Linked DNA regions of Homo sapiens: region 1 is linked to region 2. The links are chromatin loops, found by intact Hi-C in ENCODE. Cell type or tissue: heart left ventricle. All regions are shown on one strand. Each heading gives the region's core, and the rest is flanking DNA. Links, peaks and the distances in the headings are about the cores only.

Region 1 (11,464 bases), core at 2,399-10,398, 72 kb after region 2:
TTTATATTAACTTAATTCCATTGAAATATAAAAACCTTACTCCTGTATAGCTCCATTCTGTCCCCAATTTTCTATAGTACTACTAATATATATTAGATCCATAAATATTACAAACCCAGTAACACATTGTTGTCATTATTACTTTTTACAATCAAGTCTTATAAAGAAGCTGAAAGAAGAAAGGAGTATATATTTTTCACTTCTTATATTAACCTTTTTATTTGCCATTTCTAGTTCTCTTCATATCCTTCTTTGAGTTCAAGTTACCATCTGGTTTCATTTCATTTCTGCAATGTAGTTTTGCTTCCACCTGTCTCCTTTGTGCTGCTATTGTCATTGCCTGAAGAGCTTTCTTTAGTATTTCTTATTAGGTGGATATGTCTGATAGCAACAAACTCTTTCAGGTTTTGTTTGCCTGGGAATATCTTTATTTCACCTTTGTTTCTGAAAGAGTTTTGCTAGATATACTATTCTTGGTCAACAGTTTCTGTTTTTGTTTTTACTTTCAGCACTCTGATTGTCTTCACACTGCCTTCTGGTCTCCATTGTTTTTGATGAAAAGTCAGCTGTTATTCTCACTGGGGTCCCCTTATGTGTGCTGAGTCATTTTTCTCTTACTGCTTTCAAGATTTTCTCTTTGTCTTTGTCTTTCAACATTTTTACGAAAATGTGTCTGAATGTAGGTCTCTGCATTTATTCTTGAAATTAATTGAGTTTCTTTGATGTTCATATTAATGTTTTTCATCTGACTTGGGAATTTTTCAACCATTATTTCTTAGAATATTTATTCTTCTCCTTTTTTCTCTCCTCTCCTTCTAATACTTCCATTATGGATATGTTGGTGTGCTTAATAGTGTCCCACATTAGTTTGATGCTGTGTTCCTTTTTCTTCATTCTTTTTACTGTCATTGAGGTTGCATAATCTCTGTCAACTTATCTTCAAGTTTGCTAATTCTTTCATCTGCTATCTCAAATCTACTGTTGAGAAGTTTTAATTTCATTATTGTAATTTTCAAATCTAGAATTTCCATTTGGTCTGTTTTAAAAATAATTTATATCTCTTTTATTTCATAAGATATAATCATACTTTTATTTCATTCTTTAAATGTAGTTTCCTTTAGTTCTTTGAACATATTTATAACAGCTGCTTTGATGTCTTTATCAGCTAAGTTCAACATCTGGGCCCCCTCAAAAGTTGTGTCTATTGCTTGCAATTTTCCCTGTGGATCACACTCTCTCATTTAAACATTTTAGAACATAATTGGTATCAGTTCTGGATACTGATTCTCCCTCCTTTTTCACCTGGTCTCTTGTTATTGTTTGTTTATTCATTTGTTTGTTTATTGACTGGTATGGGCTAATTCTATGAAGTCAGTCACTTTTTCCCCAATGTTTGGCTTCTGATGTCCCTGCTCCCTGTCCTTATCTTTTAGACTGGTTACCTCAGAATTTCTTCTGGGTCAGCATAAGCCATTTACTGGTCAAAAGTTGTGGTTAAGACCCCTTAACCAGTAAGACACTTACCTCTTAAGTAAGTATCTAACTAGGGGCATAAGGCTTGGAGGCCTCTACCAAAATTCAAAGAGGTTACATTTATTCCTACATTCATCTAGGGACCAGTAGCTTGGATGTTTCTTCTCTGATCACTTCTAAGAGGGCACAATCTTGAGCCTACAAAACTGTGATCTAGACTGCCTGAGATGTATGTGATTTTATTTTTTTGGCCTAGCTTTCTAGGAGTTGCCCCAGTCTAGGGTTTGGTCAGAGCATGTGCTTAAGCCCCTCGTGCCAGTGAGGCATCTATACTTTTTTTGTGTGTGGATTTGTGTGTAAATTGGGGAGTGTTTTCAAGTTGCCCCACATTCTGCTCTGATTGCTCCTGAGTGGGTACAGCCTAGTATTTGCCCAGGCTTCCCAATTCCCAGAATTGACTGTGATGCCAAGAGGGCTCTTGGGATCTTGGCTGTCTCTTTTCCCAGTTATTTGTTAAATTTCTGGGTGTCCTGCCCTTTTGTTTTTTGCTACCAGTTTCACGGAGTTACGAGCACTTTTAATTGCTCTCCCCAAGCTATTCATTGTTTTCAATAACAGTATGTTGCACAGAATTATCCACATCCTGTCCTGAACAAAATCCTTCCTCTCAGGCAGAGCTATAAGCTCTTCATTCTTACTGTCTGCTTTCTCCCCGGGTAGAATGTCTGCAGCACTGCACAGGAGCTGGGAGTGGGAACTACCTGCTTCCCTGAAGAGGCACCTCTGCTCTACAAGTAGGTACTAGGGGAACCTCTGCTCTACAAGTAGGTTCTAGGGGAAGTGGCCCCTGGTATTCTCAGCTTGCCCCTTTCAGTGTGAAACCTCTGCCCTAGGAGTGAGTTAGGGTGAGTAATCAAGGCTCCAGTATTCTCAGTCTGTTGCTCCTGTAATAGAGCTTCTGCTAAATGACTCGGTGCTCAGAAGAGAAAGTAAACCTAAGTTATCTTGGCCGTGCCTCCCTAGAATAGAGCTTCTGCAACACAGGGCCAAGTGGGATGAGACACACCAGCATCTTGCCCCTCCTGGAGTGAAATTATAGCCTAGACTGAGGGCTACAGGGAGAGGAAGCCCCTGTGTTCTTGACCACACCTGCCCAGAGTAAAGACCCTAGAGCAGAGTTTCCATAAGGCAGAGCTGAGAGAGGGTAGGGGAGTGGGTCATGGTTCAAATGCCATGGACCCTCCCTCACTGTTTTTACCAAAATTTAGTAGATTTTATTAAATGAATGTTTCTCCATTTGCTGTGTGCCCTTAGGACAATTTCCAGAGATTTAAATGAATTAATATTTGTCATTTTCTCCAGTAAAATAGTTGTTTTGCTATAAAACGGGGCATCTGAGCTACTGAGTCCTAAAGTACTGCTCCTAATTTTTACTTTTTTACCATGACCATGAGGAAATAGAGTGCACTGATGAGAACTTTGACCATCAAGTACACAAGACCTAGGCTTGAGCCCTATATCTGCCCTTCACCAGCTGTGTGACCAGCTAGTGGAACTCCTCTGAGCCTGTTTCTCCATTTGTAAAGAAGCAATAATGGATTCTGGATATTAGCCCTTTGTCAGATGAATAGATTGCAAAAATTTTCTCCCATTCTGTAGAATTGAACAATGAGAACACTTGGACACAGGAAGGGGAACATCACATACCAGGGCCTATTGTGGGGTGGGGGGAGGGGGGAGGGAAAGCATTAGGAGATATACCTAATGTAAATGATGAGGTAATGGGTGCAGCGTACCAACATGGCACATGTATACATATGTAACAAACCTGCACGTTGTGCACATGTACCCTAGAACTTAAAGTATAATAATACAAGAAGAAAAAAAAAACAGAAAAAAAGCAATAATAATGTACTGACATCCACAAATGGCTAAGAATTAAATATTATGATATAAGTGAAGTATTGGCAGGATCTTCCTGGCCCCGGAATGCTTCTTTCCTGGGACATTGGTGCCTACAGCTGCTCTGGGGCCATTTGCTCCCTTCTTGCAGGAATGCAGCTCTCTCTGCAGGCTGGAAGTCACGCTCATCAAGCCCTGTCTGCTGCTGTCAGCTCAGCCTAGAGCCCATACCTTGCTGATGGCATGTTTGCCTGAGAAACAAACTTCATTCCCTTTTCCTGGAATTCTACCCCATCTCACTCCTCACCAATCTCTCAAAGAGAACTTATCCTTTGGTATGTCCAAATGGGAAAATCTCTTGCTCCATTCCCTGTGTGCCCAAGATTTCAAGCTTTCTCTGCAAGCTGGTCAGCCATCCAGCTGTCATCTGTCCCTCAAAGCCCCGGGCTCAGCTGCTAGCCTGCTGATGAACAGTCAGCTGTTTGACTACCTGGAAAGGGGAGCAAAAGGGTAGTGTTCTTGGGAGATAAAGAGGAACTGTCTCTGTTGGCCAAAATGGGGATTTCCCATGGGACTTGCTTGACTGGCTGAATGGCTTGTTACGGTCCACAGAAGAAGGAAGAACCGAGTCATGATCTTTGCACAGAAGAGAAGAGGTATTTCGAGAAGCCAAGTTGCAGTTAAGTGGAATGTTATGCCCTGAGTTTCCCATTATGACAAGGGTGAGACAGCTGCATAGAAAGAATAGCAGCATCCAGGAAGTCAGGAGTCCAGGAGTATGGTCCCACTTGACTCTGCTGGGATTTGGAGTCTTGGGTCATTCCCCACATGAAACCCAAGGGATAAGGCCATCCCAAAAGGTCCTGCCAGCTCCAAGCCTCAGGGATGCCCAGCTGTGCACATTACCAGGGGGCATTTGCCCAAACTTAAGAGCAAGCCCAAGGAAAATCCAGCACTGAGTCTAAACATATGCTGTGCAATTCTTTTTACAGTATGAGCTTCTGGAAAGCTTGCATAGTCTCAGGACAGGGATCTGGAGGAAATGGGGAGCATCAGAACCACAGAAGGTTGTACTGGGAATAACTGGGGCAGGAGCAAAAGCCCATCCAAGCAGATGTTTACCACCTCATTGATATGGAAGACTCTGTGAGTTTCAAATCAAATTTCCCTTTAAAGAGCAGATAAAGAGTAAAGCAAATGGGCCATGCCTTTGATTATTCATTTGTCCCTAAATAGGTGCTTCTACCTGAGGCTGCACACGCTCCGCCAGGGGTGAGGATGCCACCAGCCCACTATAGCTTCAGTTTCCAGCTTCCAGGAAACTGGATGAGGTATTTGCAGGCCCCAAGTCTTGAGTTCCTCTTTCCACATTGAAACATGTTCCTTTCTTTTAAACCAACAGCACCAGCATAAACTTAGAGAATAGGTTGCTAAGGGCAAAAGTCGGTTTAACTCAGCAAACATTTACTAAGCACCTACTGTGTGGACCAGGCATCACACAAGGTGCTGGGCTGAAGGAGTGAGTCTGGCATGCTGTGTGCTCTCTAGACAAGCCAAATGTGTGACTGACATGAGGCAGACATGGCACTACAGTAAAATCACAAACAGTATGCTATGAGAGAGGAAGTCAGGCAGAGGGAAGTCTGGGAAGGTAGATTTGAGTTGAGCTTCGGAAGCAGAGCTGGAATCTTATCATGCACATCATTGTCTATCTTGGGACAAAGGAAGCATGGCCAAGTCCATCAGAGTCTGAAGCAGGTGGATTTATTTTCCATATGTAACAAGGCGTTTGTGCAGTAAAAAGAATATAAGGCAAGCAGGCGTATCAACAACAATGATGATAATCACTGAGAGCACTGAGACCTCAGTGGATTCAGTGCTTTGCCTGCTCCATCTCCTCTAATCCCCAGAGCCTGTGAGGCCAGGTCCCTTACAGCCCCATTCTATAGATGGGAAACCACAGTGCGTGGTAATTTGCACACAGCTAAAAACAGGTAGAGCCTGTATTCATTCCAGGCTCAGAGCAGAGATTCTTAATGCCATCAGGAAACTAAAGTCTGAGGCTGGCCACAGACCTCACCTGCCTGATGGCCTGGGCCTCTCTCCTCTCATCATCTGAACAAGGGGGGTTTTGACCAGGTAACCCCTAAGGTTCTGTTTCACTCAGTTTGGGCTGCCATAACAAATACCATACACTGGGTGGCTCAAACAACAAACATTTATTCCTCGAAGTTCTGGAGGGGAGGCTAGAAGTCCAAGATCAGGGTGCCAGCATGGTCAGGTTCTAGGGAGGGCTGGCTTCCTGGGTCACAGAGAGCTGCCTGTTTGCTATAGTCTCACGTGGAGGAAAGAAGTCATCTCTCTTATGTCTCTGCTTACAGAAGCACTAATCCTATGCAAGAGGGTTCCATGCAAATGATCCAATCACCCTGCAAAGGCCCTACCTCCTAACGCCATCACACTGGGGATTAGAGCTTCTACATATAAATTTAGGGGAATACAATTCAGTCCATAGCAGGTTCCCTCCAGCTAAGTCACCTGGGATGCTAAGTGTTCGGGGTGGGGTGTGGCAGTGCAGATGAAGAGGAGGAAAAAGTGGCTCATCAATGTGGGGGATAAAGGAAGCATGAGAAAGGGGAGCACTAGCTCAGGTGGAGAAGGCAAATGGAGCCACTCCCCACTTTGGTTGTGACTGCTGCTGACTGCTGGAGGCCTAGTGCCCTTTGAGTTTTCTCTGAGTGACTGATAATTCCTGAGCGGAGCTGGGCCCCAGCAGAGCCTGGGAGCTGTGCCAAGCTCTCCCTCCAGGCCCCAGCCGTGCCACCTCCAAGACCAGAACAAGAACCCTAGCCTCAGCAGGGTCTCCCCAACACCATGCAGATAAAAAGTGGCCAAGAAAATGTCACCTTAAAACTCAGGAACACAGCATGGACATCCAGGCTTCTCCTCAGTTTCCTTCTAAGGGCCCAGGGCTCCTGTTATTCCTGCTTGCTGTGCTCTAATGCCTGGGACTTACAGAGAAGGCTGGCAAACAGAGTCCAGCCAGCACCCAGCCTCCAAAAGCCTCTTGTGCCCTGAGCCCAGAGCTCACTGCCACCTCCCCGAGCCTCCAGCAGCCCATGGGGGCTTTTCTGGTCTCAGGCCCAGCTGCTGCTCTCCCCTTCACCAGAGCATTTTCAGTTCCCACTTCTCTGGCCTGAGTGGCCCCCTGTGCTCCTGGCCACACTCCTTCTCTCTCTCCCCATCTCTAGGTCCTCTCCCAGCTGCCCCAAGCCTCACTCCTCATGCATGGTGCTCTCCCGAGGAGCTGCTCTCCCAGACTTCCATCTCTCCAGCCTGTTCCCTCTCTCCCTCTTGAGACCCAGCTCACACATTGCAGGCCGTGATCTCGCCCCTGGAATAGACCCCCTCAGCTGCTGGGACTCTGCAGGGTTGTGGCAGGCATTGCACGGCTTCTCCCAGGGGATACTATTGACCCCGTTTTCTGATGGAGCTTGAATTGTCCTGGCTCATGTACCTTCCTCCCCTTGGCCAGCCATGTCCTGCATTGGGTTAGTCACAGTGGTCCACCCTTCCCAAGGTGCCTGCACCCTAGTCGTGGCCAATGGGAAGAAAGGGAAGGTGACTGGGAAGCTTCTGGGAAAGGTTTCCTTCCCTCAGTACTAAAAGGATCCCCAGGTGAGGCGCCATGGCTCACACCTGTAAATCCAGCACTTTGGGAGGCCAAGACGGGAGGATTGCCTGAGCCCAGGAGTTTGAGACCAGCCTGGACAACAAAGTGAGACCCCGTTTCTACAAAAAATTAGTCAGGTGTGGTGGCATGTACCTGTGATCCTAACTACTTAGGAGGCTGAGGTGGGAGGATCACCTGATCCTGGGAGGTCAAGGCTGCAGTGAGTTGTGATCGTGCCACTCACTCCAGCCTGGGAAACAGAGTGAGACCCTGTCTCAAAAAATAAAAAAATAAACGGAGCCTCATTGGAACACTCTTCCTCTTCTTCCCCTGAATGTCGGCATGTCTGAGGGAAAGCACAGAAATCATTTGCAAATATCAAGGAGAATTAAACCAATATGCTGAAGATGGCAATGAGCAAAGAACGAACGAACTTGGGTCCTTCAAGATTACTTTGAGACACTGAATAAACCAAGTCTGGAGCTACCCATTGCTGGGGATTTTTATTACGTGAGGTCATAAAATCCCCATTGTTTGGGTTTTTTACTCCTCACAACTAAAAGCATCCCAGCCCAGAGTGTCACTTATCCACGCCCTTCACCATGTTTGGCGGGGAGAAAATATCCCTGCCAAAGGGAGATACCATATAAACTCTTCTTCACCTATGGCCCAAATCAGGCCCTCTGCTTATTTTTGTAAATAGTGTTTTATTGGAACACAGCCACACTCATTCACTTACATATTGCCTATGGTTGCTTTTGCTTGAGCAGTTGCAAGAGAGATAGTGCAGCCTGCAAATAGGAAAATATTCATTATCTGGCCCTTTACAGAAAATGTTTGCCAATCCCTAAGGTCGACTCATTAGACCAATGGAGCAGCAAAAATTTCTCAAAAATTGCCACAGGTTGCACAGGTAGATGAAATCCCAGGAAAAAGAGGCACCGTTACATGCTAAGGAACCTTGGAATGCCCTGGCATCAGGCCACACTCTGCTACAGAGTCTGTCCTGATAAAACATGAGTACGAGCTGTGGGTCAAACTCTCCATGCTTACTGGTTGTGATGGTTAATTCTAGGTGTCCACTTGGTTAGCCTATTGTGTGTCTGATCGAACATCAGTCTCGATGTTGCTGTGAAGGTATTTTTTCAGATGACACATACATATAAATCAGCAGACTTTGAGTAATGAAGACTTCCCTTTGTAATGTGGGTGGGCTTCATCCAATCAACTAAAGGCTTTAAGAGCAAAGATTGAAGTGCCCTGAAAAAGAAGCGATTGTGCCTCAAGACTGCAACATGGAAACCCTGATTCAGTTTCCACCTTGCTGGCCTGCAGATTTCAGACTCAACACTGTAACATCAACTTACCTGAATTTCTAGCCTGCTGGGGTCAGCCCGGCAGATTTTGAACTTGGCAGCCCACAATTACATGAGCCAAATATTCCTTATAATCTATCTATCTAGCTGTATAGTGAACTACCTAGCTAGCTACACCCATGTCTTTCTTGACCTCAATGGGAGATATATGTAAATATATATACTGTTTCTCTGGAATAACCCTGATTAATACACTAATCATTCTAATTCTGTCTCAGTTGTAAGGTCGACAGCTTATTCATTATTTTGAGAGCATTCATTTTCAAGGTAAAAAGACAGAGATGATCCCCAAATGAGACAAAACTTAAGACAATTTGCAATTACATGGCTCTATCCTTTCTTAAACACTAGTCCTTAGTTCACAGTTAGGAGGACTGGGAAGGCAGCTTGGGCATGGGCAGCCCCCATCAAACGGGAGGCTGAACAGAGGTGGCTTTGATGGCAGGCTGGGAGGTGAGGTCAACTCAACTGAAGCATCTTTAAACACAGGGTTAACAGGTCAAGTCTAGCTAGCTGTGGGGCAGTTTGGCCCTTCCCCCTTGGGGAATGTTTTACATTCCTTGGAAGCTGCATACTTAAAAGAGATAGACAGGACAGAGCTTCCCTCCAGGACATGGGAGTAGCCACATTGTCTGGCTGGTGGGTTTTCCCAGAATACCCTGAGGATGGTGTGTTTTAAAATGTGCAGTCCAGGAGCTGGACAGATCGCCCTTGTTTGTGCATATGTGCTGTGCCCTCTCAAGGTTCCTTTCCTTTTCCATCTGGGAGGTCTCCACTTCCTTTGGCTGTTTCACATCCTGGCTTGAGGGAAGGTCCTGATCACTTACTAGTTCACAGCTTTGCATCTCAGTTATATCTCACCATTCATAAGAATTCTGGAGCCCAAGCTGCAACACCAGGCTCTTTGTGGAGGAAAATCCATTTTTAAGACATTCTCCTTTGAGAAGCGCCGTCCTTCTGTAAACCCTCCTACACTGAACTGTTTTGTGCCTACTTTCCTTTTACAGTGCTGCTGTTTGTTAAATGATCAAAATATTGACCAACATAAAGCTGCTTTCTGATGTTAAAATTAGAGTTATATTGAAAATGCAGTTTGTTCAGGAGTCTTGCATCACCGTAATTATTTTTGTCTTATTTTTAAGATGTTATCAACTCACAGCAGTTACAACGCCCATTAATAATAATCAGCTTACCAGGAGCCCCACACTCTCTGTGCCCCACAGGAGAACAGCCCAAGGCAAAGGTAGAAGGGTGGTGAAGTGTGGATGGGTGGGGAGGTGACACAGTCCTGGGGAGGCAGGGGCAGCCTAGGAAAGTGGAGAGATGTCCTTTTCCAGCCTTTGTTCTGTTGGATAAATCTATATCTATATCTAGATAGATAGATGGATGGATAGATAGATAGATAGATAGATAGATAGATAGATAAATAATTTCCAGTAGCAGGAAGATAGGGAGGTGAGGACAAAGGGAAAAAGCTATCAACAAACCAGGCCTAGTTATGTTCTCTGCATGTGGGCTTTCAGACCATCCTTGTCCTCACAGATGTGTTTGGAGTAGACATGTGTTAGATAGCTTACCCTTTTCTCAGAGACCAAGTAGAGACCAAGTGCTTGAGCCAAGTACTTATTTTTTCCTCAAAAGCAAGTTTCAGCAGCAATTTTTAACTATACCATCTTTTAAAGCAAGCTCCCCCCATCCTAGGAAACTCTGTGCTCAGGCACTTATTAGTTCTGCAGGGTGGCATGCAAAGGCTTTTCTAAAGCATAATCATAATGGAAAAATAATACATAAAATCTGTGCACTTGTGTGTGTGTGTTTAACAAGAAGGCACTTATGCAGCATACATCATTAAACTTTATGTGCATTTGGAGAATAAATTATCATTTCTAGCCTGCCTCTGGTATGGGTTGAAGAGTAAAATACATTAACCTAAAGTTATTATTTATATGCTAACAAATGGAGTTAATGAAAACTATTTCACATAGAAAGGAAAGATAAGTGGTATGCAGATTTTTTGAGAATTCACCTGAAAATTGATGGTAAATACAAAGTCTTCTGTACGTTAAGATCATGCAATGGGATAACCTCATTGCTCGAGGATTTCACCAAAGCAAACAGAGCAAGAAACGTTCTGTACGTGGTCTCTTCCTGCCAAGCACGCACAATCATCAACTGTTTTCTAAAGAATACACATTTGGAATCACACAGACTTTTTGAAAAATTGCTTGAAAAGGTCATTTGTGGCAGGGCATCAGGGCTCACGCCTGAATTCCCAGCACTTTGGGAGGCCGAGGCAGGAGGATCATTTGAGTCCAGGAGTTAGAGACCAGCTGGGCAACATAGAGAGACCCTGTCTCTACAAAAAATTTAGAAATTAGCTAGGTGTGGTGACCCATGGCTATAGTTCCAGCTACTCAAGAGGCTGAGGTGGGAGGATCGCTGGAGCATAGGAGGTCGAGGTTGCAATGAGCTGTGATTGTCACTGCACTCCAGCCTAGGGGACAGAGCACGCAAGACTTGCCAAAAAAGAAGAAGAGAGAGAGAGACAGAGAGAAAGAAAGAAAGAAAGAGAGACAGAGAGAGAGAGAAAGAAAGAAAGAAAGAGAGAGAGAGAGAGAAAGGAAGGAAGGAAGGAAGGAAGGGGATGGAAGGAAGGCAAGCAAGCAGGGAGGGAGGGAGGGAAAGAGGAAGGAAGGAAGGAGAGAGAGAGAGAAAGAAAGGAAGGAAGGAAAGAAGGGGGAGGAAGGGAGAGAGAGAGGAGAAAGAAAGAAAAAGAAAGAAAGAGAAAAAGAAAGAAAAAGAAAGAAAGAAAGAAAGAAAGAGAAAGAAAAAGAAGAAAGAGAAATAAAAGTCATTTGTTTTTAATTTAATGTTGGATACAATGAAGGGGGAAAAAATCACATGAAGCCATCCATAAAAGGCCTTAAGGAATCAATCAGATCTATCAGAAATTAATTCAAAATCCCACTTACTGTCTTAAGAGAATGGCTTGAAAATGGTTCTCATTATTAATATCATTTACATCAAGATATATAAACCT
Region 2 (11,464 bases), core at 1,779-9,778:
GGTTAAGTGACTTGCCTGAGGCCACTTAGAGAGTAAGTTAGAGCAGGGATTCAAATTCGGATCCATCCATTTTTTAACTTCCCACTGAAATCTAGATATTTTTCAATAAAGAATTTTCTAAAGAATAGCCTAAAATCAAATGGTTTCTGCCAAATCAGGTATACCTACAAATTTTTCGGCCCCCAGTTACCATCTTAAGTCCTGGACAGCTATTAAGTGGCATGCCTATGCTGGCTCCTGCCTATTGAAAGCAGTTGTCTGGAGTCTTGCACTGAGAAGGATTGTGCAGCTGAGCTTGGGCTAAATGAGAAATTGCTGAGATTGGATTCTAATGCTGTTTGTATTTATCAGAGTTCTCCAGAAAAACAGAGCCATACGGTATATGTATACATACATATATATATATATATATATATATATATATATATATATATATATATATGAGAAGAGATTAGGAATTGGCTCACACAATCATGGGGGCTGGCAATTTTCAAAGTAAGCTGGCAGGCTGGAAAAGCTGGCAGGAGTTGATGTTGCAGTCTTGAGTTCCAGGACAGTCTGGAGGCAGAATTCCTTCCTCCCCATGGGACCTCGGTCATTTCTCTTAATGCCTTCAGCTGATTAGATGAGGCCTACCCAAATGATGAAGGGTAATCTGCTTCTCTCAAAGTCTACTGATTTAAATGTTTAAAAAATACCTTCACAGCAACTTCTAGACTAGTGTTTGACCAATCAACTGGGCAGCATATCCTAGCCACATTGACACATAAAATTTACCATCACACTATCAAGATCAGGAAGACAATATTCCGTAACAGTGGGTCTCAGACTTCAGCATGAATAGGAAGCCCCTGACGGGCTTGTTAAAGCATGGATTGCTGGGTCCCAGCCCCAGAGCTTCTGATCCAGTAGAGCAGGGCTGTCCCTGTGAGAGTTTCCTGAGATGCCGATGGTGCTGGCCCAAGGCCACACTTTGAAAACGCCCCTGAATGGCGTCATTGCTACATTGCTGAAGTGATTACGCTGAAGCATCATGAACAATCATCATACAATATGTTTCTAATCTACAGTTTCTATATAATAAAAACAATTTGAAAATTTTCTGAATGTCTAAGTTTTCAACAAGAAAAACTTTACTTTTAACCCAGGAAAATATCCACCCAGTCCTTAGCTTCTCATAAGATTATAATAAAAAATTGTCTCAGAATATTATAATAAAAAGTTGTAATCACATACCTTCAATCAATATTCCAAAGTAACAGAGACATGTCACTCACAGAATTAGGAGTTGGGCCACTTGGGTTGGACAAGGTCAGGTCACAATTCTCAATTTGTACAGCTGATCAGAGCCAGATCTCCTGATTCCTGGTGCGTCTCTCCCTCAGGCCTCGGTTTCCACGTCCATAAAATGGGATAGTTTGCTTGTGCTCCCTCCAGACCTGATAATTCTTCTACCCAGGGTTCACATATCTTGACTCAGTTTGAAGCAGAACATTCAGACAGGTAGTACTGTCAGAGAGGAAATGGTCTGCCCTGTAAGGCAGGACTGTGGGTGCGAGAATCTGCGCTGGAGGGCACCAGGTGGAAATTTCATAGGGAAGATTCAGATTGCAGATTGGACACTTCATTCCTCTCACACTGTGAACTTCTACAGGTCCCTGAATTACAGACCCCATTCCTGGGACAAAGCTTAAAAGAAAGAAACAAACTTTAAAGAAATATAGGAAGGTGCCTTTGTTACTATAATGATTATGGATATCTGTTGTAAAAATAATACTTATTGAGCCCATACATCTCACTTGCAGAAATCCAAAGCTATGTTATTAAAGCTGTTTCAGGGTTTCAGAAGATAAATAAATTGAAGGTCTCTAAACCTTCAGCAAAACTGTTCCAACTTGGATTAATCTGGAACTGAATGTCACATTGAATCCTGCCAAGGCTTGGCAGGGCCCCAGGTAGGAATGATTTACATTCCATCCAGAAAAGCGGCTTTGGGTCCTGGAGGAACCAGTGGTTTCAATGCAGCCCTGACCAGGATAGCTGGATGGGAGTGTTCCCCTGGGTGGGCTCAGGTGGCACAAGGGAGATGAGGGTCACCCAGTTAGAGTGCCAAAGCACTGCTCATCTCTCAGTCACTATGACTGGTAGAAATGCCACCAGTTTGTGCAATGAAACAAGTCTACATTTATTCCCTGTGAAGCTGTGATTCCTGGTGTAGCACGCACAATCCAAAGGTCAGAGTTGAGACTCAGTTCTTGCTCTGGGAGTTTGTGGACATGACCTTCAACTCGAAGCCAGAAGAACTGAGTTTAAGACCAGACTGTGCCCCCTTAAGAGCTCTGTGATCTGGGCAAGTCAAATCGCCCCTCTGACTCTTCAGTTCCTCATCAGTAAGTGAGGCTAAATTCCCATGCCTGGTGGACTCCACAGGGGACCCCTCACCAAGAGTTATTAAGGTGCAGCTTCCCCCACTGTTAATACCTACAGTTCATGCAAATCAAAGAAGACTTTAGACCCAACTTGAGTGGCTTTTATAGAGTATGTCACAAAGGCAACAATATGGCATAAAGTACTCAGCACCTTTCCCCACCTGTCAGTGGAAGCCTGGTCCTGAATTGTTTGTGGTGTTGAAGGATGCCAAGGAGGCTCACCCTGTGCTAAGGTGTCACTTCAGGGCACCAGGAGAGCTATAAGAAGAGGTAGATGGGAAGTGGTCATGAAAGAGGGCCTGCCAGAGCTTTTAGGGGAGGCCAGAAGAGGGACTGTGGCCCATGAAAGGGTGAGGAGAAGGCCATGCTGACAAGGACAGTGGCGCACATGTGTGAGGATTTTTGGAAATCTTCTGCTGTGTGTCGCACCCCTGATATGCCAGCCCTCCAAAGACTTAATTAAAGTCTTATGTTATCTTTTTTTTTTCTTTTTTTTTTTGAGACAGAGTCTCACTCTGTCACCCAGGCTGGAATGCAGTGGTGCGATCTCGGCTCACTGCAAGTTCCGCCTCCCAAGTTCACGCCATTCTCCTGCCTCAGCCTCCTGAGTAGCTGGGACTACAGGTTCCTGCCACCATGCCCGGCTAATTTTTTTTTTTTTTTTTTTGTATTTTTAGTAGAGACAGAGTTTCATCATGTTAGCCAGGATGGTCTCGATCTCCTGACCTCGTTATCCTCCTGCCTCTGCCTCCCAAAGTGCTGGGATTACAGGCGTGAGCCACTGCGCTCGGCCAATCTTATGTTATCTTAAAACACTTTTGGAGTAGAAATTACATTTCTCTTCATGCATCACAGTGCTAAGACTAGAGCTTAAGGCTGAGGCTGACAGGCCTAGATAACTTTGGGTTGCATATACTTAAATTAAGAGTCAGCACATTTTAGGATGAAGCTTCAGGTAATGATCATGAAAACAATTCCTAGCATCTCTACAGACTCCATCATTTTCGAAATGCTTTCTCACATTAATGCAATTCCATTCTATGTGTTAAGCAAAGCATAGGCTTTGCTCCCCTACAGAGCTTGGCATTTAATGCAGAGGCTACTTTTCCTAAGCAGAATAACCAAAAGAATTCCATGTCCAACTACAGCAGGATAAGGAAAGCTGTGAGGTATTTTATTAATTAGAAAATGCTGGATCCTCCTGTCTAGCTGAGGTAAGGATGAACTTTGACCTCAGAGCCTGCATATGGTAGTGTTTATGCAGAGATGTAGTCCCATATAGACAAATAAATATGGTTGTCTTTATACATATATGTGTATACACACACACACACACACACACACACACACACACATCTCACTTAGCTAGACACAGCCCCATCTTGAGGGCAGAGAGTGGTCTTGTCTTTCCAGTTCACCTCTTCCTTCCAGTATCCAGAGGTGACCAGTAAGTGTTGGTGGTGGAGAGAATGGTGCTAAGGAGAATGGGCTCATCTGTGTTACTAGACTGTTAGCGGGAAACAGAAGCCATCTGATGACAGGTCACCTATCTTTGTGACTGGGTGAATGAGTTGGGGTGGGGGCAGCTTTCGAGCTTTCATACAGCTCTAAAGACAAGGCTGGTCCACCTCTAGTCTGAGCTCCATACCAGGCTCTTGCCAGCACCTTCCTCCCCACTCGCCAGTGAATGAGGTTCTTCTCATTACTCTCCCTTCTCATACGCATGTATTTCTGACGCGTCTATACAACAGCTCTGGGCCTTGATCCACCCATATCAGCCCAGTTCGTCTACAGGTCACCCTTGTGTTTCTCACTGTGCCTGGCAAGGGCACCACAGCAGGGCTCATGGGTGTAAAGGCAACATGGTTACCAGGGGAGGGGTGCGTGAGTGTACAGGAAGGAGGACATGGAAGGCACAGGTGGTGGGCCAAGGCCTGACCTGACAGGGGAACCAGTGCAAAAGGCGGCCTTGTCCTCCTGGCCAGGACAGTGCCTAGAAGATGCCCACTGTGTGGCCAGTTCTGGTCACTCCCCTTACAGTAAGGGTACCATGAAACAAGAGGAAGAGAATCAACGGGCAGAACTAACCCCACACATTGGGCAGACCATGCATGAATTGTGGTAAGTATAAAAACACAATGGCCTCCCAGGTCTACCAAGCCAAGTCACTGCTACAGTATGGGCCAGCAGAGCAACAACCTACTGGGTCTGGGCACCCACCTCGTCTTTCCAGGCCTGCTGAGGGGGCTGGTTCCTTTCACTCCCCCTGTATCCCCCACCCTGCTCCAGCAGCACAGTGTCCAAAAGCTCGGTACCTATCAGCTCAGTCCACAACAGTGCACAGTCCGCTTCTCAGTGGAAAGACTTCTGCCCTAATCGCCCCCTCCAGCAGGGCTGGCAGGTATACGACCATCGGGGTGCTGCCCCTGTCTCCGGTCTCCAGGCTCCAGCACCCTGCACCTAGCAGGGACTGCAGGATAAATGCTCCTCACCAGCTTCTTTGTATCCAGTCCAGATTCCTTTCTCCTTCAAGGGCAGGTGGGAAGTTTGCATTTCCCAGCCTCCTTCCAAAAGTAAGGAAAAGCTAGCAATTCTCATTAATCAAGACAGCAATAAATCCAAGCAGACAGGACTTCACTCCTCTCTCACTGTGAGGTTCTACAAGTCCCTGAATTACAGCCCAAATTCCTGGGATGGAGCTTAAAAGGAAAAAACAAACTTTAAAGAAATATAGAAAGATGGCTTTGTTACTATAATTATTATGGATATCTGTTGTAAAGATAATACACACTGTGCTCATATATCTTACTTGAAGAAATCCAAAACTATGTTCACCTAAGCCACATTGAGAGCTGAATTATCATTTGTAAGAGACCAAATTCTTTTATCAAAGTAACAGGATAACTTTCAAATGTGTATTTATTTGTGGGGCTGGGCCAACAGCCAGAAAATATCTAAATGAGAACTCAGATTCATCTAAACTTGACATTTTCAGTTGATCTAATGGTTAATTTGTATTCAGTCCACTGACTCTTCAATGGCTTCTAATTAGGAGACAAGCAGAGAATTCCGAGTCCTGTGGTTTGCGATCTGGGTGCCTTATCTCTTAGATGGTTCTAGGCTATCCACATGGAATATTGGAAAGTGGGACAAATGGAGTCAGGCCTGGAAAGGAGATGAAAGGAAAGACAGTGGCATTGAGTGACTATAGTTAATGACAATGTATTGTATATTTCTTTTTTTTTTTTTTTTCTTGAGATGGAGTCTCGCTCTTTTTCCCAGGCTGGAGTGCAGTGGTGCAATCTCTGCTCACTGCAACCTCCACCTCCCAGGCTGAAGCAATTCTCCTGCCTCAGCCTCCCCAGTAGCTGGGACCACAGGTGTGCACCACCATGCCCGGCTCATTTTTATATATTTTTTTAGTAGAGATGAGGCTTCACCATGTTAGCCAGGCTGGTCTCGAACTCCTGACCTCAGGCAATCCGCCCGCCTCAGCCTCCCAAAGTGCTGGGATTATAGGCATGAACCACCACGCCAGGCCTGTATATTTCAAAATAGCTGAGAGAGGACTTTTAATGTTCCTAACATAGAGAAATGATAAATGCTCCAGGTGATGGACACCCCAATACTCTGGCCTGAACATTACATGTTACACGCATGTAACAAAATTTCACGTGTACCTCATAGATATGTACAAATATGTATCCATTTTCTTAATTTAATTTTTTTTTTTAAAGAAGGGTGTCAGAAAGCCAAAATTAGATGCTGCACAGCAAGGTTTGAGTTAAGGGCAGTGCTGGAAAACAGAACAAACCCTTGTGATCATGCCTCTCAGCCAGGTCAGGGACCCATTCCTGCAGTCAACAGCTGGGAAGGCGTGGAACCTGGGAGGGGGCAGCCTGGGGAGGGGAAAAGGCCGCTTGGAGGTGGAGGGGAGGCCTCCTCGCTCACCACCCAATGGCAGAGATGAGGCGTTGGAGGAGCAGAGAGGAAAAGTCCCTGTGCCGCAGCAGCTCTCTGCCAGTGCGCATGCGCACATGTCCGTGAAGCACCGCGCTGGGGTTGGATCCGCCTGCCTCAGCCTGGCTGAGCTGCAGGAAGATCGGTATTCAGGCAGACAGCATACGCAGTTTGGAAGAAAGCAAAGTGCTTTGCAAGTGAAGGGGAGCGGAACATGCCACCTTAAAATCTGTCACTTTGGCATAAGGATTAAGTGGAGCTGCCGGCAATTGAGAAGAAGCAGATACAAGAGAAACTCTCCGCCCTCACCTATTTACCAAAAAGCTGGACATAAATTTGTCAAGGTGTGCCCCCAACCCTCTCTACCGGGAAGGATGGAGTTAATCACCAGACACAACCCGAGCCCCTCCTCAGCCTGGAGAGGGCACCAGAGGAATCTGCACAGCACGTCCTGGTCCCACTGAAGCCCTTCCCTTCCCTCAGCTCCCCGTAGGGTGGCCTTCCCGCCCTGCGCCTCCCCAGAAACTCAAGCCCTTCTCCTCTGTCTTGTCACTTCTCTAAACAAGCATTCTCTTGTGAGGTGCTATGAAAGCTCGAGCTCTGGCCGCCCCTTGGAGTTACTCACTGCGGACGTTCCCATGGGTGTGCGTGATGCACGTGGTAATAAACTCGTGTCTGTTTTTCTCTCGTTAATCTGCCTTTGTCAGTCTCTTTCAGAGCCCCAGCCAGAGAACCTAGAGGGGTAGAGGAAAGAAGATTTTCTCCTCCCTACAGAATCAGACAGGCCTGCACTCGAATCCCAGGCATGCCGGGTGCTCGCTGGGTGCTGCTGGTGGAGCCCCTTCTTCCCTGTGTCCGACTGTCCTCATTGGCAAGGCGAAGGCAGCAACACCGCCTGGAAACGAGCCGGCTCTCCACAGTCTCAGCTGTTTGCATCCTCCCTCGTCCCTGTCACTCCCTATGTCTGAGGGTGTCCCGGGGACGCTGCTGCCCTGTGGGCACCTGGGACAGTTCTGCCTCATTCCCCCCACTCCTCATGTCCAGGGTTGCTCTAGGGGGCGTCCTTAGAGAATCTTTTCCCGTCCACACCCGAGCCCTCAAATTCCCCAGGCGAAGCTTCCTCAGCTCAAGGGATTTCCCCAGGACTACCTCCCACCCAGAACCCCTTCCCACCCTCCACTTTAGACTTTCTCATGCCTGCTGGGTTTCCTGGGGTCTAGCCACGACCTCAAATCTAAAGTCTCCCCTTTTCTCCATTTTACTCCCTTCTTTCTTTCCTCCCTCCCTCTCTCTTTTCCTTCTTTCCTTTTTTATTTACCTTACTTCCCCTCCAACCCGGCCTTCCCTCTCCCAGTTGAACACTCACTCATGAGCAGGACCTTCCTAGCTCTGATTGTGTCTTACTAGCAAAGACCCTGTCCATTGCCTGGTTCTCCTCTCAAATCCTTTGCCCTGGATCCTGGGAGGTCATACCCTGGGGCAGGCTCCACCTCCTTACCTCCGGACACTGTCACAGTTGGCAACTCTAGTGGACACCTGGTGTGACACAGCGAAGTGGGGGAGATGGGTTCGTCTTTTCCAGGGAGCCCCTCACGCCTGCCAGCTCCAGGCCTGGCTCGCCAGCCCTCTGCAAATCCACCGGCAAACTCACACACTCCGGTGCACTCCCATCGCTCACGTTACCAGAATAGGTTCCTAAGACTGGGAGTGAGAGAGGGCAAGGCACCCAGGGCCACGTGGAGCGGGGATGCCACAGCGGGGGACCCGTCCGAGATAGTTTCAATGGTCATGGTAAGAAACGATCAGTGCCTGAGGCGTGGCAAGAGTGAAGAGAAGGGAGGGATGAGAGCTGGGAGGAAGGAGAGGCCACTGGAAGGCAGGTGTGTGGATAAGCTCAGCAGCAGGCTCTGATCAGGGTGTTGGGTTAGAGGTGGGGGTCTAATAAAGGGAAGAGCTGTTGATGGGGGAGATGGTGGGGTCCCTTTTGGGCAGGGAAGGACAGACATGCCTGTGGGACACCTGGGTGAGGACATCAGGAGGTAGGGGATGGTGTCGTTCTGGAAATCACTCCAAATGTACCCCAAGAACAGAAGATTTCCCAAGGGTGCTAAGGAAACCTTCCTGCTTGGTCTCCTGGTAGAGAGCAGGTGTCTAATGGGGAAATCGGGGATGAGGCTAGACGAGGAGTCAGGGTGAGGTGGGCGGAAAGCCCAGAGCCGTGATCTAAAGACCTGGCTCCAGCTAGGCCCCCCACCTCCCTTGTGTCCTCAAAAGCAAGCCACAGATGCTCAAGCCTCAGTCTGCCTGTCTGCAGAAGGTGGGAAGAGCTCCTCCCTCACACCTCTATCTGGGGGAATGAGGAACCGGGAGGCCTGACAGACCATGGGTTCTGAAGGCAAGGCAGGCCTTAGGATAGAAGGGACAGCTTCAGACCAGGGTGGAGGCTCCCGGATGAAGAGGAGGAAGCTGAAGTTTCAAGACATGGGGCATTGTCATATCATTTTATTCAGCGTAGCTGCCTTAAGCAGCCAGACCAGTCCATCCCGGAACATGGGACAGGCTTCTTTCTCTTCTTAATCACATGTGACAGCTTCACTGGACACTTGCTGTAGCCTCTGAGTCCTTGTGGACCTGCTCCTTTCCTCTTAAGCAATTCAGACTTAAATCCCAGCTGAGGAAAGTCTCATGAGAGGCAGGTGTGCTCTGGGCCCTGGGACCCGGAAGGTCATAGGATGCGGCAAGGACTCACTGATGGGTTGGGGATGTTTCCTTCCAAGGCTGGCAGGCTGAGACATGCCCTGTCTGGGTGACCATGCAGCTCCCAGGCCCAAGTGTGACCAGGGGAGTCTGCAGAAAGCACAGAACATGCAAAACAGAGCATCACCTGCTCCTTCAGCCACTGGAAAACAGTGCCATCAGCGAGACCAAGATGAGCTGCCCATGCTCCAGGTGCACAGAAGGCCAGATTGAACGCCATCAGCCCAGAATAGTAGTGTTTGGTGTTCACACCTTTTCAGAGCTCCAGCGAAGACCAGAGGAAGTGGAAGTGCGTGATTCAGGGCCACCCTTCACATCCCCCACAAGGGCAAAGGGGAAGTGGTCTTTGGTGATAAGGGACCAACAAAAACCAGAGCTGCCGACACACACTGGAAATCTGGCACCAGAAAAGACCCCCGAATCCAGTCATCGTCTGGACAGTGAGAGTATGCCCAGCCACCTGGATCCAATGGTGGACAGCACTTGCAGTCAGAGCCCCCAGTTCACACTGCACATGCCCCCTCGCTTCACCTCCAACCTTAGAGAGAGAGCTCACTTCACGGACCCAGGCTCCATGCCCTTGTCCCTCAGGGCTGTGGCTGACATCAAGCACTGACAGGTGTTGGCCCGTGGTCAGTGCTCAGTAACTTGCAGTTTTTTCTTTTCCTAAGGCATCACTGCTCTCTTCCTGTCCTCTCTTTCTAGAGGCAAGGCTTCTCCACAACCTTCACCCAGCACAGCAACAAAGGCCCAAGGGAGCAGGTTCCCCCTCCCCTGCCTGTGGCCAGCCAACAACTTTACCTCTCCAGGCTCAGCTTTCCACCTGCCCATGAGTGGTGAAACAGACAATGTGTGCAGCTGCTTCTTTCAAAAATCTTCGGACTGCCTGTCCCACACTGCACAGCTCTCTAGCAATAGATGCTCACGTTCCCGTGTGGTCTCAATGCCCAGGAATTCCCTGGCTGCTTTCCTGGGCAGGTGACCCTGAGCAGCTCAGTATTCTGGCTGAGACACCTCGTGACAAATTTGGCTTCAGACTCTAACCTGCAGCAGACTCCAAGCTCAACAACTCAGTATGAGAGAGGAAGTCCTAGACATTCTGGGAAAACATCATTTCTGGAAAAATTCAGACTAGCAAGTGGTCTAAATAACGATAATGGATATGCTTATTATGTACAAATAATGAGAGACCAGAATTGTGATAGGGTCCCTCTCTTCCTGTTACCAGTATTTTCAAATGCACAAAACATCATAAAATGCATAAAACGCCTCTAAGCAACACTCCACTGCCATTTAGTCTCCCTCACTGATGCCATTTACATATCCATTAAAGGGTTCTTACACGACTTCTCCACGCCACTTTCCTCTGCTCACACGGGTGGTTTATGCTTTCTGCCTGCCCTCCTGGGCTCTGTGACATAGTCAGGAATGCAGTCTTTGTAAGAGTCTGTGCTGAGAAGATTGGTAAATTGCGTCTGGCAAATCCACGGAGATGCCTGCTCACACCCTGATTCTGTTGTTTTCACTGGAGCATCACACATGCCCCAGGCCTCCGAGGAGGTCTTTCTCACCACTCTTCTGTCCCAACACAAGCAGGTCCTGTCATTCAAAGGGCAGCTCAGAAAACAACGGGCACAGAAAAAAATGGACAGTGGAAGGGTGCTAAGAATGAGCCCATGTGGTTTTCATAACGCCATTACATCTTTCCAATACCAATTCTCTGACACCAACTGCATGTCAAACAATTCAATTCCATTCTGACACTGAACACCTAGAGTTACTCAGCCCCCACAGGGTGAGGCTCCATCCCACAAGACTGCCCCCATTCAGACCCAACTGCAAATGCAATCCCCAGGACACCCACACTTCTGCCTGGCCAACTACAAATTTGGGGGTGCCCATGACTCCCCCTTAGGTTTAACAATGCACTTGAATGACTCACAGGACTCAGGAGGACACTCTTCATAATTACAGTCATATTCTAAAGACACAAATGAATGGAAGGGGGCACCGGGCAGGCTGGATGGGGAGTCAGTGCACGGAGCTCTCACACCCTCTCTGGGTGCACCTACGTGTCCCCCAGCCCTGAAGCTCCATTAGCCTCCTGCTTCCGATATTTTACTGAAGTTTTGTTATGTAGGCATCATGATTAAATCATCAGCCATTGGTGACTGCACTCCATCTCCAGATCCTCCTCCTTCCCGGAAGGTCAGCAGACAGGCTGCAAGTTCCCACCCTCTAATCCTGTGGCCAGTCCCTCTGGCAACCAGCTCCATCCTGAGGCTGTCTCGGGGCCTGCCAGGCATTGCCTCCTTGGA

The links. A loop is a pair of places that touch in the nucleus more often than their neighbours do. Peaks named below come from ENCODE experiments on the same cell type or tissue, not always from the same donor. Only the 100,000 strongest peaks of a DNase experiment are listed, where the experiment ranks them.
Region 1: it touches region 2 in a loop (2.3-fold over the local background); 7 of 110 quality-filtered maps call a loop at or near these places.

Annotation. Positions count from the first base shown.
Region 1 is chr10:44,943,996-44,955,459 of GRCh38, forward strand. All of the region lies in intron 1 of TMEM72-AS1 (TMEM72 antisense RNA 1), which reads right to left. Among named protein-coding and RNA genes, the nearest start is that of TMEM72-AS1, 10 kb to the right of the region's middle. RefSeq lists an enhancer at 3,837-4,076. In heart left ventricle, for the core only: a CTCF peak has its summit at 5,565; no DNase peak of the experiment used is centred there; H3K27ac peaks cover 1,646 bases.
Region 2 is chr10:44,872,399-44,883,862 of GRCh38, forward strand. The region is part of intron 2 of TMEM72-AS1 (TMEM72 antisense RNA 1); the gene reads right to left. Among named protein-coding and RNA genes, the nearest start is that of TMEM72, 33 kb to the right of the region's middle. RefSeq lists an enhancer at 6,656-7,582. In heart left ventricle, for the core only: a CTCF peak has its summit at 6,769 (motif pointing right); DNase peaks (open chromatin) are centred at 6,463 and 6,910; H3K4me3 peaks cover 1,179 bases; H3K27ac peaks cover 943 bases.